2 separate regions of the Homo sapiens genome follow, and region 2 is linked to region 1. The links are chromatin loops, found by intact Hi-C in ENCODE. Cell type or tissue: endothelial cell of umbilical vein. All regions are shown on one strand.

What was found. Hi-C counts contacts between places; a loop is a spot of excess contacts. Peaks named below come from ENCODE experiments on the same cell type or tissue, not always from the same donor. Only the 100,000 strongest peaks of a DNase experiment are listed, where the experiment ranks them.
Region 2: a loop joins it to region 1, with 2.0 times the contacts of the local background. A loop is called at or near these places in 3 of 110 quality-filtered maps.

The regions. Positions count from the first base shown.
Region 1 is chr6:105,103,923-105,106,422 of GRCh38, forward strand. All of the region lies in intron 7 of POPDC1 (popeye domain cAMP effector 1), which reads right to left. Among named protein-coding and RNA genes, the nearest start is that of POPDC1, 32 kb to the right of the region's middle. In endothelial cell of umbilical vein, no CTCF peak of the experiment used is centred here; no DNase peak of the experiment used is centred here.
Region 2 is chr6:105,257,863-105,260,362 of GRCh38, forward strand. No RefSeq gene overlaps it. Among named protein-coding and RNA genes, the nearest start is that of PREP-AS1, 20 kb to the right of the region's middle. In endothelial cell of umbilical vein, no CTCF peak of the experiment used is centred here; a DNase peak (open chromatin) is centred at 1,139.

The DNA.
Region 1 (2,500 bases):
TCTGTGAAAGAATTTATTCTGCTCCCACCATATTTGCTGGGGCAGAAGAAGAGCTATGGAACTTACTATATAACATTAAAAGGATAATGAGAGTGATTCACAATCCTTAGGGTGACATCCAGGGTTCTCCAAGTTGGGTCTCCCTCCCTCTTCCAGTCCAAGCTCTTGCAAACTCACTGCTCTTCAAATCCAGCCCATCCTCCTCTTTTCCTCTTGCCTTTTTTCCCTCTACTTGGAATGGTTCCTCCACTCCCATCTCTAACCACCAAATTCCCATTGTTTCCTCAAGCAGGATTCAAACTCCACCTCCTTCATGTGTAACCCTCCATGACTCCTGTGGGAAGATTCTACCCTCTTCATCTCAATAACTTCAGCCCTTCCACATTCTGTGTAACATTGTGGTTATAGCATTTGCATCTCTTCCTTATTAGAAAACAGGCATCTTGAGTGCTGTAACCAAGGCCTCTTTCCTCCTGCAGCCTCACAGAATTACTCCACACATAGTCAGGACCTTGATAATGTCCTTAAGTACACAGTGATGAAAAAATCCCTCCTCTGAAAGGCCACATAGGGAACCTCAGAAAGGATCCTGAGGATGAGGGAAAAAGACATGGACATCACCTTTAATTTCTGGCGGGTCTCCCAGTGGGGCACCACCAGCATTCCTCAAGCGCAGGCAGGCCTCAGGGTCCAGTAAACCTCATTAGGAAAAGGGACTGTCATCACTCTACTTTGTAGCATGTCCCCTGAAGGAAATCACTTTTGTAGAATTGATTCGACACTGCTTAGGGCATGGACAAGAACACCGTTCTCTCAAAGGAATATCAATAGGCTTAATAGCACCATCACCTGCTACAATGTTTTCATCCAATCAGTAAAAGGAATCAGGGAGTGACCACAAGGTGCTAGGACAATGGGTTAAATGTTGGGGAAATAAAAAGGAATCACACCCAGTCTTTCATGCTGTCTTATTTTATTTCTCAGAAACTCAAAGCACTTTTCAGAGCAATTCACCCTCACCACATCTGTACTATTATTTCTACTGTATATTCAGAAGCTAAAACAAAGACATCCGTGAAAGAAAACAGAGAGGGGTGGCTGCCATGAATGAGCTTATTTCTTACCAGGGTGTGAACCACTTAGAACACATCCTAGGAGGATAAACCAGGGAGTCCTAAGGGCCTGGAAAGATGGAATTTTTCTGCAAAAGTTCTTGATTCACTTTCATTTCAAGCTTTGTGGCTGAGAATCTGCAATCCCCCCCCAACTCCCTGTCCTTATAACAACATTGCCTTGTTGCTCTTTTTCCACCTTGGTAGACACACTGGCAGACAGGAGCACAGCCCAACCTGTCACTTCCAGGGACTACCTGGTGCCAGCTGGCTGCCAACCCCTCGCTTGGAATTAGAATCACGGAGAGTGTCCACTCTTTGTACCAGCCCCAGTTAGCCTGGCCTTCTGTACCATTGAGGGCCAAGTATAACATTCACATCCAGGAAGACAAAAGGATCACCTGCCCTGCCTCGGAATCTGCAACTGTCATGGCCACCAGAAAGCCCAGCTTTGAGGAGTGAGGGGCTCACCTGGCCCCTAGACATGGGGCTCTCTGGCCTCATCAGGAGACTTACTGGTTCAATGGAAAGATTCAGAGTCCATCCCTATATAGCTGGAAATTATTTCTTTGAACCCCTAATACATCCAAAACCAATTTGTAGTAAGAACAAGAAAAAGAGGGAATATTATATTTCAAGGGAATGCTCTTGCATTTCACAAGTTGAACATTAATAAATAACTTCTACAGGTTTGCCTGGTTTTTCATTAATTTTACGTACTGATAGATATCAGAAATTTGCCCAGAGGCCCAACTATCTTCCAGAGATGTGAGAACATGAGAGGAGAGAGGAAGAAATAGAGCTTATCTTTAGTTAAGTGATTTTTCAAATCACTTTTGTTCTTCAAGGAGGTTACTGTAAGGTTCATGATCTCTGTAGAATGCTTTACTTTTCATTTATTGCCAATTGTAGAGGGGCAAATAATTTCATATCCATAAATTTCCCAGAAAATTGATTCTTAGTTTTCTATTAAAACTATTTTTACAGTTGGGAGGCAGAGTGGTTAACTCCATCCTGTTGTATTTATTGTGATCAGGAAAAGACTTCTGTAGTAATTTTTTTTCTGTTAGCTATAATCACCTTCCACCTACCAGTTAATACATTTTATTATAAAAGTATATAAACAGTATCATACTGAACTGAAACCCAGACTTAACAGGTGTGAAACTGTTAAACAGTTACGTCAAGAGTTACTGTTGCTGGAGGGATGTTTCATATTACACCAAGTGGCAAAAAAGTCCTCTGCACAAAGGACTTCCATAAGGACCAAGGCATCGAGAAGGTGCAGCCAGTGGAGCACAATTGTGCTCTGGGGTGTCTGCCACACTCGCAGTATGTTCAGGTGGGAAAGAGAACTGTAGCACCAGGCTGCCGTGCTGAGGGTGAGA
Region 2 (2,500 bases), 150 kb after region 1:
TTTTTTAATTGTTGTTCAAATTCTACTTTGGAGCAGAGGCTCTTTATTTTTTTAAAAAAACTGGTTTAATGTAATTTGTCGTAAGAGACATTTCAATGGATAATGTTGTTTTGGCCTAATCCTTCTACGTTCTTCTGGTTCTTAAATATCATTTGGTAATAAAATTTTCAGGCTGGATCTGATTTCAGATTATTTAACTTCCTTATTTTATAGATGTGACACTGAGGTCTAGACAGGTGGCATGCACTGCCTGACGGTTGTTTAAATCCTTCTCACTGTTCTCAGTTTTCTGTCCCATGGGATAATATTTTCGTATTTGTCCTCATAACCTTGTCCTTTATGACGTTTCACTTTGTTCCGCTTACCACGACCTTTTCCAGGACATGTCTTCCTGGGTCGTGCACATCTTCCTTGCACCCCCTCCCCCACCCCCGCCGCCAACCACCCCATCATTTCTAGCTCCATCATTTTGTGTAGGGGATGATTTGACCCTTGACACCTGGTTCTTCTAATTTTCTGCCCTAAATAAATTTATTAAGCCAAGAAGCAATTATGTGTAAATAATGCCCACTTCCTCCGATGGTAGAGTCACAAAGTGTTTTCTGAGTCTAGTCCTTATATCAGAGGGTTTCCATCCATCCAATCTCTATCCCTTGCTCCTGCGAACCATGTAGAAATAACACACAGAATGTGGACATCAAGCAACTTAAATTTTTTCCTGCCTCCTTCTGTTAATGTCCAAATTCACCAGTTATATTTTAAACTTTCTGCTTTATTTTTGTGTCACAAATTTTTTCTATTCAAAATATGTGGTAAGAATTATCACTGGCCTGGCTGCCATGCATACTTCTTCAATAAAATCCCACTTCTCCACTTTCTTTTGTGGTTTTGCATTTTGCTTTATTAACTCTTGCTTCAGATTCTCTGGGTTATCAGATACGCATGTCAATCCAGAACACCAGTTTATTGATTTTCACGGGAAACATAAAATACCCAGAATCAGTATCTCTTTCCCTGGACAAGCCTGGCTTAACCTCACACACCTGGTCCTTTGACTCACTTTTTTATCTAGATTTTGGGCTGAACAGGTTTCCTCAGCATGTCAGATTATGGTACAGTGGAGTAAAGTACTGCATTCTTCGGCCACATTCCAGGCCGAGATCTCTACCCTGCTCACCCTGATAGAGCTTTGCCAGCACCGGCACATGACGTGAAATAAGTGACTCTTAACATGTTTATTTAAGTGGATCTATTTTAATTTTCAAGTTCCCAGCAACATTTTTGCAGTGAATATTTGCTTGGTTATTCTAAATTTTGCTTAATTTCTTCCACTATATTTATAGTTTCCCTCCAAAGGGCCTTTTCTAGTTTTTGTTTTTGTTTTTGTTTTGAGACAGTGTCTCATTCTGTCGCCCAGGCTGGAGTGTAATGGCATGATCTCGGCTCACTGCAACCACCATCTCCCGGGTTGAAGACTTCTCCCTGCCTCAGCCTCCTGGGTAGCTGGGATTACAGGCACCTGCCACCACACCTGGCTAATTTTTTAGTAGAGATGGGGCTTCACCATGTTCGCCAGGCTGGTCTTGAACTCCTGACCTCAGATGATTCACCCGCCTCAGCCTCCCAAAGTGCTGGGATTACAGGCATGAGCCACCGTGCCCAGCCACTTTTCTAGTTCTTGACTCTCCTTCTTTTAAACATTTATCTGGGCTGGGCGCAGTGGCTCACACCTATAATCCCAGCACTTTGGGAGGCCGAGGCGGGCAGATCACTTGAGGCCAGGAGTTCGAGGCTAGCCTAGCCAACATGGCAAAACCTTGTCTCTTTTAAAAATACAAAAAAAATAGCCAGGTGCGGAGGTTGCAGTGAGCTGAGATCATGCCACTGCGCTCCAGCCTGGGTGACAAAGCGAGACTCTGTCTCAAACAAAAACAAACAAACCAAAAAACATAAAGATTTATCTCAAGTTTTAGCCAGACAACTAATTCTGGCTCCGATATTTAGTAATGTCAGTACTCTCCAGTTTTTATTATAGTCATGTGCTGAGTAAAATTTCGGTCAACAACAAACTACTTAAACAACAGTGGTCTCATAATACCATTTTTTTTAACTGTGCTTTCTGTGTAGGTATATTTAAATACACAAATACCATTGTGTTACAGCTGCTTACAGTATCCAGTACAGTAACATGCTGTGCAGATCTGTAGTCTAGGAGCAATAGGCGACACCACATAGCCTAGGCGTACCTCGGCTGCACTATCTCGGTTTGTGTAAGTACACCCTATGATTGGACAACAATGGAATCATATAATGACATGCTTCTCAGAACATTTCTCCGTCATTAAGTGATGCATGACTGTACTCTCCCTATTTACTTTTATAATTAACCTTTACCAGCATTCTTTGTTTCACTTGGTTGTTCTTTCCGTTACTGTTCTCTATAGACCCCTCTCTGCCTTCCATCTGGATGAAAATCCTGGGGATAAAGAGTGGTCTCAAG